Regions from separate parts of the Homo sapiens genome. Here region 2 is linked to region 1. The links are chromatin contacts, found by Hi-C or POLR2A ChIA-PET in ENCODE. All regions are on one chromosome and are shown on one strand. Each heading gives the region's core, a stretch centred on a gene start or an enhancer-like site at or near the end of the contact. The rest is flanking DNA. Distances are from core to core; before and after follow the strand shown.

The links. A loop is a pair of places that touch in the nucleus more often than their neighbours do. ChIA-PET counts read pairs that join two places held with the same protein, here RNA polymerase II (POLR2A). Pooled maps may share reads with other maps.
Region 2: a loop to region 1 is called in a map of naive thymus-derived CD4-positive, alpha-beta T cell, with 4 times the contacts of the local background. The contact joins the enhancer-like site here to the promoter of TSPAN32 in region 1. A Hi-C loop is called at or near these places in 2 of 168 maps with a recorded cell type or tissue (cardiac septum and naive thymus-derived CD4-positive, alpha-beta T cell) and 5 of 50 pooled maps. POLR2A ChIA-PET finds 5 or more read pairs at or near these places in 2 of 52 experiments (H1 and PC-3).

The regions. Positions count from the first base shown.
Region 1 is chr11:2,300,763-2,305,857 of GRCh38, reverse strand. It overlaps TSPAN32 (tetraspanin 32), which reads right to left and starts at 3,845. Exons shown (of 10, transcript NM_139022.3): 1 at 3,643-3,845; 2 at 2,900-3,014; 3 at 1,654-1,751. The coding sequence starts at 3,708. C11orf21 (chromosome 11 open reading frame 21) reads left to right here and starts at 3,940. Exons shown (of 4, transcript NM_001329958.2): 1 at 3,940-4,102. The coding sequence starts at 4,050.
Region 2 is chr11:2,463,286-2,470,772 of GRCh38, reverse strand. The region is part of intron 1 of KCNQ1 (potassium voltage-gated channel subfamily Q member 1); the gene reads right to left. Among named protein-coding and RNA genes, the nearest start is that of KCNQ1, 22 kb to the right of the region's middle. RefSeq lists an enhancer at 3,368-3,417 and a silencer at 7,340-7,487. Within about 2 kb of position 6,237, at least 5 of the 41 ENCODE cell types and tissues checked have a DNase peak (open chromatin) inside an H3K27ac peak, as active enhancers do.

The sequences.
Region 1 (5,095 bases), core at 2,596-5,095:
CTGGGTCTAAGTGCATTGGGGCTTGGGAGCTGTGCTGGAGCCCACCCAGCTGGGACTGGAGTGTCCTCAGGACCCCAGCCCAGTGCAGGCATCCAGTTGGGGGCCTCCAAGGCTGCTCTACAGGCCTGACCCACATGTCAAGTCACCCTGGCCTTGGGGCTGGCTGGGGACACAGAACCTGAGCCCAGGTGCTCCCTGACCGCCTTGGCCACAGATGAGGGTGCTAGACTGGTTTGTGCACGGGGGCAAGGTGGGGTGGGAAAGGCTGGTGACTGGGACAGGAGCCCCGTGGCCCAGCGGCTGGCTTCTGCATATGTGGCCTCAAGCCCAGCACCATGGCACCCCCTGGTGGACGGTACTGCAGCCCCAGCGCTGGTTCTTTCTGGGCCTCCAGCTCTGACCTGGACCCCTTGGCCTGGCCCTGTTGCCAACCTTTTCTTCCATCCAGGTGTCCCTTTGCAGGCCACACACCCTCTGGGGGGGGGGGCAGACTACCTGCCTTGTCATCTCCCCACTGGGGCCTCCCACCTGGCCCTGAAGCCAGATAGCACAGGCCGGGGTTGTCCCTGCCCATGCTCGTGTGCCCCGGAGCAGGAATCCTGGCTAGTGCTGGAGCTGCTGGGTCCTCCTCTGCCCACCATGGGCCCACCCAGGGCTGGTTGGCCCGGCAGCAGCTCCAGGAGGTGACTCTATTCCTATTCTTGGAGACATTTATAAACCAGGGTCATTAAACAAGCATTTGCTGAACTTGAAGGCTGAGCTGAAAACCCTGCCAGCCCTGGGGACCCAGGAGGCTCTGCCCTCAGGGACCCCCAGAGTGGTCCAGCTTCACAGGCTAAACAGGGAAGCAAAGCCCCCAGCACAAGCTCCTCATGGCTGGAAAGGGGAGACGGGAGGCTAGAGGGACAGGTGGGAGCCCGGGGCGCCAGGGAGGAGCTGCCCCAGCTGGGGTGAGAGAAGAGGGCTGTGGGCCTAGCAGGGGCAGGACAGGCGTGGGGAGGCTGCCGCCAGGTGGGGTCTGCGATGACCATCGAGTGGCAGGGACCAAGACAGAAGCCCATGGGGAGGAGTAGGAATGAGGGTGACAAGAGGCCACTGCTATGGGGTGGGGTGGAGGGGCCTATGGGACCTCGGGGCTGGGGAGACACCTCCGGCAGCTGGGAAGGAGAGTGTGCAGCTCCGGAGAGCCCAGGCTGGAGAGCTCAAGGGGCGTTTCCTGAGCCTGGCCCGGCCTCCTCCGAACAGGAAATGGGATGCTCCCAGTGCCCTCCCAGAGCTTGCTGGGCAATAGAACCAGACCCTCCCAGGGACTTTGGAAACAGCTCCCAGGGTCAGGAGGGCCGTCTCTCTCTTTCAGAGCTCCTATAGGAACCCTTGTTGGGCGTGTAGATGACAGGGTGAGGTAGGGCCTGGTGGAGGGGCCTTGGCTACCCAGGTAGGGGGTCTCGGCTGGCTAGCATCCCTGGGGCCTCTGTTTCTGCCTAGATACTCAGGTGTGGGGTTGACGTGGGGGTCTCGGCTGGCCAGCATCCCTGGGGCCTCTGGTTCTGCCTGGTCACTCAGGTGTGGGGGTGGCACACAGCCCTGCCAGCTCTTCACTCCTTTCTAATTCTTTTCTGGGGGCCTGGGCATCTGGGAACACAATGAACTCACCCCTGCCATGAGGCCCTGGGCCTCCCTCACGGTGGCTGCAGCGCTCAGCACGGCTCCCAGAGTCAGGAGGCCCACCAGGCTCAACCCCGCAGAGAAGGCTGGTTGGGAGGAGAGAGGAGGAGGGTTAGGGGTGCCCAGGACAGGTCCTGAGTGCACACAGCCTGGGTGTGAAATCTAACTTGGGAGTCAGGGGCCGTGAGGGACTCCTGGGGGGCTCTGAATGGGCCTGTCTCTCCATCAGACGGCCCTGAGGGAAGGAGGAGGGAGGTGGGACTCGTTCAGCCTGGGGGACTGCCCCTCCTTCCCTCTTTTCCTCCCTGCCCTCCATGCCTGTGGGGCTATCTTGGAAGCCACATGCTCCCTGCCATGCCCTAGTGACAAGTGGCCGGACTGGAGCTGTAATCTTATCAGTCTGGACCTGGACCTGGGCCCCAGGCATCCTCCTGCCATGTCCTAGTGACAAGTGGCCGGACTGGAGCTGTAATCTTATCAGTCCGGACCTGGACCTGGGCCCCAGGCGTCCTCCTCCAGGGAGGCCCTGGTCCTAGGACTTGGGGAAAAGCATTGGGTTCTAAGGCAGTATCCCTGACCTCCTGGGCCTCAGTTTCCCTACATCTGCCCACCGGGCTGCAGCCTTCCTGGGCCCCCTGAGCTCCTGCCTGAGAGTCCCCTGCAGATCTGGCTCTGACATCCCCTCATTAAAGGGGCCTTCCTCAGCCTTACCCCTGAGTGGCCCCAGCAGGCTCTGGCCCTCGCTCCCGCTCTCTGGATGTTGGATAAGTCGCTGCTGAGTCCCTGCAGGGAGGCGTCTGGCTAGAGCAGCCCCCACCCCCTCCCCACCCACATCCCAGGTCCTGAGTGGAACATCAGCCATGTGGAGCCCTCATGGACCTGCTGTGCCCAGCCCCAGGCCAGTCCCAGGCCTGCCTGGGACTGAGCCCTGACTGCACAGAGCCAGGTCCTGACCGCACAGAGCCACTTCCTGACCCTGCCCGACATATACCCACACTGTGCCCACGCTCCTGTGGGGCACGAGAACCAGGCAGGAACACTGGCTGTCACCCAGACCCGAGGCCCTGCCCAGGGGAGCTAGGACTCCAGGGCAGCCCCTCCCTGCCCCTGACCACCTCTGGCTCCTGCCTAGGGCCTGGCACCATTCTGGCTGTGAGGCGTCCAGCTGGGCTCGTGCCAGCCACCCTTGCACCCGAGGCCCCTCCCGATGCAGCCAGGCCTGGACCTCACTTACCCCATTGGTGCACAGCCTGGTACGGGTTCTTCTCCAGGGACGCTCGGCGGATGACAGCAAAGTGGGCCCCGAAGTAGGTAAGAGTCACCATGGTGGCCACAGAGAGGCCCAGCAGCTGTGGATAGGGCAGACTCAGAGTGTGGGGCATGGGACTGCTGCAGGAGCAGGGAGCTCGGCCCCAGCGGGCAGGGTTGGGGCTCTCTCCAGCTTCCCGGTCCCGTGAGAGACAGGCTCAGCTGCAGGGATTCCCGGTGTTTCCGTGGAGTGGTCTCAGGAGGCCTTCACTGCAGACGCCCCAGCACACTCACAGGCACCCCCACATGGTAGACGCATACACGCACAGCCCAGCTTCCCCAGACACCCAGGACCTCTGATCATTGTGTCTACGGAGTGGGAGTGAGCCCCACCCCTGTGCCAGCACCCTCCGGGGCAGGAAGGGGAGAAGATCCCTGGAGCCCGGCAGCCAGTGCCCCTCCACCCCAGCTCGCCCCAGGCCTCAGCCCCACTCAGGCCTCCTCCAGGCTCTGTGCTGCCCCTCAGGAGGAGAGACGGGGTTGCTCATGGTGGTCCCTGCCTGCCTGCGGCTGTCTGCAAGGGCAGGACACATGTCTGCAAGGGCAGGACAGGGACAGTAGGGCTGGTGTGTGTGTCAGGGGAGGGATAATCCCTGTGCTGAGGCCCTGCCACCCCTCACCCCTGCTCACCCCCACCCACCACCCACTCCTGCCCGACCTGCCTGTTACCAAGATAAAGAAGCAGGTGACCAGCATCTGGCATTTGGCAACCCTGACTCGACTCCAAGGCCCCATGACGGTTCCTCTCCTCTCCTCTCCTCCCCTCCCTTCCCCTCCCTGTGGTTTCCAGCTGGGCAGGGGCCTCAGACCGCAGCTCACTGCCCAGGAGGTAGGCTGCATCCGCCCCTCTGTCTGTCTGTCAACATCGCCCTAGGACCGAGCTGCTGGGTGCCCCGGAAGAAGGGCAGGCAGGAAGGGGAGGGGCAGTGAGGTTGGCTCCCCCCACCACCTCACCCTGGTGCCCCCAGCCCAGCCCAAGACACCAGGGCATTTGCTGACATCTGAGGCCCTTCCCAGGAAGACATGGCCTCGTTCTTGGTGTGGCCACTGAGGACGGCGCTGAGAGGGGGAAAGTCATGGGCAGGACCTGGTGTGGGATGTGGAGGAGACGGCGCCCGGGGAGGAGGAGGTGAGCTCCCCGTCCTGGGAGTGAGCAAGTGTGGACTGGGCCTTGGGGGCGTAATCCTTGGAGGAATTTGGATGGGGTCTCCTTGGAACATCATTATTGAGGTGTTCTTAGGAAACACCCTTTGAAATGTCCTGTGACAGCTTAAGTTTTGAGAAGGTCGTTGGTTTTAATGCCTTCGTGGGCGGCACTCATGGATATTTTGTCGCAGAGCCTTCTTGGGGCCACAGGGGTGGGCTGGGGCCTCGCTCACACTCACGTGGGGCCTCCAGGGGGAGGCTTTGTAAACCTCGAATTTGCAATTACACCGAGCCGTGTAATTACGTATGGGTGGGGGCAGCGCTGCGGCCCCAGTACAGGCAGGGTTTCCGTGGGCCTCTGGGGCAGGGTGGGCCTGAAGAGGGTGAAAATGTTCCAGGTGAATCCATCATTCAGGGACCACTCCGGGCCCTCCCAGGAGTGCTAACAGGCGGCTCTGCTCGCCCCTCGGTGCTGGAATTGCTCCTCCTGCATTTGGTCAGGACCTCATCAAGGGGGAGGGGGCCCCAAGACCTGCAGGCATGGCAACCCCAGCGTGGCTGTGGGAAGAGGGCCCAGCTGCCGCCCGCTCAGGAACGCTGCTGGAGGAACTGCTGAGGCCACCGCCTCCCTCCCTCTGCGGAGGGAGAACCAGGAGAACCAGGAGGGACAACCAGGACCCCCGTCCAGCCCAGCACCCCCAGGCAGCACCCTCTGCAGCTCTGGCCCCCAGGAATTCCCACCCTGAGTCTGTGGGGGCTTGTGGAGACCTCAGATGCCTGGCACCCACAGTGTCACTTCAGCTGGGGGCCTAGGTGTGGCTCAGACTGGGGCGCAGGTATGAATGTAGGGGTGGCAACAAGAGTGAAGGTACCAGGTCTAGGGGCAGGAGGCCCCCGGGCTGTGCAAGTGGGCAGCCCGTCCTCTCCAGGGAAGATGAGCTGCTCTTGGCTATGTCTGGTTCGCCCCTAGAATTGT
Region 2 (7,487 bases), core at 4,988-7,487, 160 kb before region 1:
AGACCAGGGTTTTGAGACCAGTCTGGGCAATGAGAAATAAAAATAAAATTCTAAGCACCCCCCCCCCCACCTAACTGAGTGGATCCCCACTTGGCCGAGGGAACCCCAGAGAAACCCTGGAAGCTGAGTTCAGGGCCATGATGGATGTGCGGTTGGATACGTATCATCACACCCCCTCCCTTGATAACTGTCATTGGGTTTTCTTCCCAAAGGGCTGAACAGAAACCAGCCTTTTCATAAGACGCCGGCTTGTCTTCCTTCCCAGGCACAGAACAAAGGCGAGACGAGATAACGAGATGTTCTTCCGCCTCCCTGGGATATACGCTTCCATGCTCCCTCTTTCCTCCAATATACGTCTTCTGTAAAATGTAGATTTACTGGGCTCTAACTAAAGTCTCGCAAGTATATAATCATTTGTCTCACTTGATGCCCCTCCCCTTTTCAAGAAAACATATAAATATGAATGAAACCTCCTACGCACCTCTTTGGAAAAAGCAGCCACAGATGCTTCTGTGACTGGAGTTTTTCCTGGGCGTGCCCTCACGTTGGCTCAATAAACCTCGATGATTTGAGGAGTATGCTTCAAGTCCTCATTTTGATTGTCAGCGACATAGCCAGACCCCAGCTCTACAAAAAATTTAACAATCAGCCGGGCGTGGTGACATGCGCCTGTGGTCCCAGCTACTTAGGAGGCTGAGACGGGAGGATGGCTTGAGCCCAGGAGTTGGAACTGCAGTGAGCCGTCATAGCACCAAGCACTTCAACCTGGGCGACAGAGTGAGACCGCAGCTCTAAAAACAAGTTGTTTAAAAGGGCCGGGCGTGGTGGCTCATGCCTGTAATCCCAGCACTTTGGGAGGCTGAGGCGGGCGGATCACGAGGTCAGGAGATGGAGACCACGGTGAAACCCTGTCTCTATAAAAATACAAAAAATCAGCTGGATACAGTGGCGGGCGCCTGTAGTCCCAGCTACTCGGGAGGCTGAGGCAGGAGAATGGCATGAACCCGGAAGGCGGAGCTTGCAGTGAGCCGAGATCGCGCCACTGCACTCCAGCCTGGGTGACAGAGCGAGACTCCGTCTCAAAAAAAGAAAAAAAAAATTGTTTAAAAGAACTGAAGGACTAGCAAGGGATAAGGGAAGGCTTCACAGAGCAGGTATCTGATAGAGGACTTGGTCCAGAATATAGAAACATGTAACATCTCGGCCGGGAGCCGTAGCTCATGCCTGTAATCCCAGCACTTTGGGAGGCCGAGGCAGGTGGATCACGAGGTCAGGAGTTAGAGACCAGCCTGGCCAACGTGGTGAAACCCTGTCTCTACTAAAATACAAATATTAGCCAGTCATGGTGGCGGGCATCTGTAGTCCCAACTACTTGGGAGGCTGAGGCAGGAGAATCACTTGAACCCGGGAGGCAGAGGTTGCAGTGAGCCAAGCAAGATCACGCCACCACACTACAACCTGGGAGACGGAGAGTGAGATTCTCTCTCAAAATAAAGAAAAAAAAAAAAACTCTTGAATTCAATGAAAAACCACCCACGTTTTCTTAACAGACAATTTGACAGACACTTTACCAAAGAAGATATGTGGACAACAACTAAGCAGCTGAAAAGATGACCCCACACAGTGAGTCACCAGGAATGCCAGGGAGGGCCCCGACACACCTGTTAGATTGGCTAAAATTAAAGACCGACCACACCAAGTGTTGACAAGGAGACAGAGGAACTAGAGCTGTCGCACGGAGCTGCTGGACTGCAAAAGGGGATTGCTGCTTTAGAAAACGGTTTGTCAGTGTCCTAGAAAGTGAAGCCCTCACCCACCCCATGACACAGCCGTTCCACTTCCCAGCGGGCTGCAGAGCAGTTCAACCACTTGCTTGCACAAGAGAAGCAAAAGCATTTGCTCGCACAGAGACTCCAGCTATTCCTAGCAGTATCATTTGTGAGAGCCCAAATGGGATACAGCCGCCCACATGTCCATCAACAGGTGCATGGATCGGCAAAGTAGGCTCTACCCAAACAACAGGCCGACACACACAACAGACACACAGCTCAAAATCATGACGCTGAATAAAAGAAGCCAGACGAAACCAGCGTTGGCTGCCAGAGTCCATCCAAATAAAATTCCACAAGGCACAAGCCCATCCATCGTGCCTGATGGTAGGGCAGCAGTGGCCTGGTCGTGGGGACAGGGGGACGCTGTGAGGGTGATGGGTGTGCCCACTCTGCTGATGCTGGCTTCACAGGGCCTCCAAATGTCAGGACTCATGGAACTGTCTGCTTTAAACTGGGGCAGTTTACCGTATGCCAAGCACGCCTCCGTAAAGCTACTTAGAAAAAAAAAGTGCATGCCTGTAATCCCAGCACTTTGGGAGGCTGAGGCAGGCAGATCGCTTGAGCTCAGGAGCTTGAGACTAGACTGGGCAATATAGCAAGACCCCATCTCTACAAAAAATACAAAAATTAGCCAGGCGTGGTGGTGTGCATCTGTAGTCCCAGCTACTCAGGAGGCTGAGGCGGGAGGATCTCTTGAGCCAGGGAGGTCGAGGCTGCAGTGAACCAAGATCACACCACTGCACTCTTAGCCTAAGTGACAGAGGGAGACCCTGTCTCGAAAAATAAAAAATAAACTTCTGGGAATGGGCCTGTGGCCTGTGAAAGGTTGGGAGCCCAGGAGAGACAGTGCATTTTCCGGGCACAGTCTAAGCACGTGGCTAACAGCCCTTTAAGAAGCTGCTGTTATCCCTATTTTACAGATGGGGTAAAGGAAATGCAGAGGCACATGGCCTGCACCCACAGGGCCACTGGGCAGGTCCCCACGCTGGGCCAGCCCATCAGCCTCCCTGCCCTGTCCCTAACCAGGTGGAAGGCAGTGCCTGGACTCGGAGGTCACAGCAGCCCCAGTGCGGGTGGCCCATGCCATCCAGCAGTGCCCAGCTCCTACCCTGCCCCACACCTTGAATCCACCTGGCCTGGGTCTGCAGGGAAGGGATCAGGGGAGCAAAGGGGTCCCCACAGCCCCCATTGCAAGACGCACGCCTGCTGGCTGTGTGCACTGGGCCCGTGTGCCCAGGCATTGACGTGGGGGGCAGGTGTCTCTCACCTCACCTGGGCCAGGCCCGGTGGGCAGCAGCCTGTCCAGCACAAGAGCACCCCAACGCCTTTGCCAAACCCCAGCTCCCAGCCTTCCCCAGCCTGCACCCTGACGTGATCTCAATGGTCCCATGTGACTCGGATTGTGGTTCTCAGCAGAGATACAAAACCACTTCCTGAGGCTGTATCTGTCTCCTGGTGGCTTCTCAGCTGAGCCCCCGGCCACACCATATCCTCTGCAGAAGCCTATATCAAGCCAGGGGACCAGGGCCCCACACCATCCCTGGCTGCTCCAGGGAAGAGGGAGCAGCCTCCTCCGTGAGGACCAAAAGGGTAGAGGCCGACACCGTTGAAGCCAGTCCTGCCCTCCTCCTGGGCCCCTGCCTCCCTGCCGGACACCAAGGTGCCACGAAGGGCGCTCATGGCTCAGCCCACCCCATGGAGCCCTGTGCAATGGGGAGATAAACCCAGACCCCCTCACAGCCCACTTCCACCCCTGCAGAGGCACCCTGGCCCTCACCCCAGGGAGGCCCAGGCCCTCGGACCTGCTGACCAACCCTGCCCGGCTCTCCAGCCACAGCTTGCTCCTCCGACCTCCAGGTCACCTCCTGCCCCTGCCTGGAGTGCCCCCATCTGTCGGGCTTCCCCTGGAAGGCACTCCCTCAGGCTCCCACAGCCCCCTGCAGCCCAGCTGCCCACAAACCCACCCCAAAGCCCCTAGACTGTGGCCAGGTCATGCTCACTGCTGCAACCCAGGGCTGGCCCTCAGAGCAGGAGGCCAGGTGTTCTGGGAGCGGGCAGAGGAGACCACAGAGGAAGAGCGCAGGGGCCAGGCCCTCGCTCTCTATAAACTAAAACTATTATGATCCCTGTTTCCAGATAGGATGACTGAGGCCAAGGGAGGCTAAGGAACATGGAGCTCAGCCCTGTTCTCATGAGGACAGGAAGGCCCTCTCCCTCTGCCCACCTGGCAGGAGGCCCCCTGGACAAGGCTGGCCAGCATATCTGAAGCCTGGCCCCAGGCAGCAGCCTGGCAGCAAGCTCTCCTGAGGACTTCTGGCCTGCTGATGGCTGTGCCCCCGGGCAAGGCTGGCACCACACAGAAGCCCCCGAGCCTGGGCAGATGTCAGTGATAGCATCTTGAACCCCACTCCACGACAGGCCAGCAAGGGTCAGAAGGCTGTGGCTGCCACAGCCAGCAACAGGGGCCAGCCCCTTGCCCCTCTAAGAACCACAGCCCCAGGCCCAGGAGGGGACCCCCAGCACTGTGTTCCCTCAAAACTCACTCTCTTCTGGGAGCCCCCCTCCTCCTGCAAAGTAGGGGACAAACCCCAGCCTGGGGAGGGGAAGTCCCAGCCAGGACTTCTCCCCCCAGCAAGCACCCATCAGGCGGGGCTCAGCCATGTGTCACCTCCCCTTTGGAGATCGCTTCTCCACTCTGGGCCTCAGTTTCCCCAGCTACAAAATGGGGCAGCTGGGCCACAGCCTGCCTGCATCTCCTCCCCCAACAACGAAGGTCACTGTTCCAGCTTCCTCAGCGACACTCCCTAGGCAAAGCCTCAGGAAAACTCAAAAACGTCCCTGAGCCCCCTGGGTGGATGGGCAGGTCCCGGCTAGGACAGGAAGAAGCAATGCCCCCATAGCCAGCCCGAGAACACTCATGCAGGCCCTGAAGGGCGGGCCCCTGGGAGTCGACCTGAGCCGTCACCAAGCTCCCCAAGGAAAGGACAGGGCAGGTCATGAGCCCGGCAGGTGCAGCCAGGAACCAACCACATCTAGACCCGCCTGGCAGCACACAGCTCCTGCCTGCCAGCCAGGCTCCAAATGGCCTTCCAGGAGGCATGGCTGGAGCCCACCAAGGCCCAAGGGGAGCCGTGGATCTGTACCATTCATTGTTCCCAGCCTGCCCGGAACACAGGCTCTACCCAGAGGGACACCAGACAAGGCCACTCCTCCGTAAACCTTCTCCCAGGAAGCTCTGGGAAGCATGCTGGTGGGAGGCAGAGCTCGGCGCCCACCCCTCCCCTCTCCAATTCCACCCCCAAGCAGGCACTGGTACAAGGCACCTAGCGTGAGCAAGGTGTGAGAGGGGCCAGCACGGGGCAGGGGCCGGACAGGGAGCTCTGCTACGCACAAGCTGTGTGACCCTGGGCAAGTGTCCACCCTCTCAGGCCTCTACCCAACCAAGACAAGTGACGAGCTCAGAGGAGTCTCAGCCCTGGTGGGGGCCGTGGTTCCTCCTGACTCAGATCCTGGCTGGCTGGACCTTGGAGGATCACCTAAGGCCACCTGGCTGCAGGAGGCAGTCCGCTGTGGGGACAGTGCACTGCCCAAGAGCTTCCAGCTGCAGCCAGGGCCTCAGGGCCTCACACCTGGACTGGAGGCCAGCCTGGCAGGCCTTGGAGAAGGGGTCACGGTGCCAGCTTGAGCCCAGGAGGTCGCACTGCAGTGAGTGATGACTGTGCCACTGCACTCTAACCTAGGCGACAGAGTGAGACCCTGCTTCAAAAAAAAATAAAAAATAAAAAAACTTCTGGGAAGGGGCCTGTGGCCCATGGAAGGTTAGGAGCTCTGGAGGGACTGCATTTTCTCGGTGCGGTCTAAGCATGTGGCTAACAGCCCCTGAAGGAGCGGCCGTTACCCATTTTACAGATGGGGGAAAGGAAACAAGAGCCCATGGCCTGCACCCACGGGGGCGGCCGGGGCAGCTCCCTGCACTGGACCAGCCCATCAGTGCCCAGAGTTGGTGCCCAGGACCCCAGAGATTGCTGTCTTACTTCCTCGGGCAGGAGGACTTTGAACTACCTTAACACACAGGAAAAGAGAAGAGAAGCGCCCTGTGGACTCCAGCTCCTTCCATCTCTGGGCAGCTCCCCACAGTGGGATCCGCCTCAGCCCCAGCCCACCTAGGAGGGGTCAGCAGAGCCACCCTTTCCTCCTCGCCCAGACTGTTCTTCCCACCAGCATCCCAGAGTCCAACACGGACCATGTAATCCTGGCCCCTGAGAGAAGCTGGAATCTGCCACACAGAGGCACTGCCCACCCCCCCAACTCCTGTCCCCCAGGCCTCCCCAAGGACAGGACATGGGACTCATGCCTGGTGCAGGGCCCAATGTGGGGGCAGCAGCCAGGGGCCAGGAGCCCATGGGACCCTAGCACCATGTGGACCCAGGACCACAGTGCACCTGCCCCCACCCCGGCACTCTCCTAGGTCAAATCACACTCAATTCATTCAGAGTTCTCATCCATGCGATGCCAGAAGACACTCCAGGGACTCCAGAATCCTCTTACCAGCCTCTCCTCACTTATATATTTTAATTTAAATGATCTTTTATTATTTTTAAAAAGCAATATATTTTTAATTAGAAAATTCAGATGAGCAAAAATGAAAAGATTAAAACCCACAGCCCACACCCAGGGGTGACCACGACGAAGGCTTGTTATCTGCTGTCCGGGCCATTCCACACCTGGACGTCCATGTGTTCCGGCCCAGGGAGCGCCTGCGGCCCACTGCGTACAGCTTGTATCTGCTGATGGCAAGCACCGTAGTCCACATCCCTGTGCCAGTCAGGCCCAGTCGTTCTAATTGTCCCGTGGGTCCTGCAAACATCCCGGCCCTGCCTGGATCCACCGGGCAGCATCAGTGTCCATTTTCCACAGTCCTGCTCTGCAGAGTCAGGGCCTGTCACCCCGGTCCACGGTTATCAAACCAGACCCAACTGCCGACAGTGAGCCTGCTGGGCACGGAGCCCTCGGTGCTGCCTCACACCGTGGGGAGAACCTTCCCCCTGATCCATCAGCCAAACAAGTCCCCGCACGGGGGCATCTACACAAGCACCTACAGGGAGCCTCCACGTGGTAGCGGGGGCCGGGCCATCCGGCTTCAGGGCTGACCCCCTCGCAGGGCAATGTCTTGTGAGGAGCAGAGGCCGCCACTCTGAAACTCGAGTTGCACAAACTCAGGGTTCACATCTCGGCCTGGGCACCCACAGACCTCCCCGAGCCCCTGTGTGTTGAGCTCAGCGCAGTGCCCAGCACAGGGAGTACACCCATAAACACAGCTGCCCCAGCCCCAGCCCCAGTCCCCGGAAGAGGCAGGGTGCCCAGGGCAGCGTGACTTTGAGGTGGCAGGCAGCCTGCCAAAGGGGCCACGATAAGAGGGAGGTGGAGCCTGTCCAGGGGACCGAAGCCAGGAAGGCTACAGAGCCCCCCAGCCCCGCCCGCCACCTGCACCAAGGACAACCAGAACATTCCACCACTTGTCCTGTGGGTGCTGCGCCTCCGTGCAGCTGTACCAGGCTCCTTGAGCAGCCGCCGATCTGGGGGATAGAGGGGGCAAATGTATCCTCAGCAGAAAACAGCCTCTACCTTGCAGGCCAGTGAGAACTTCTGAAAGGC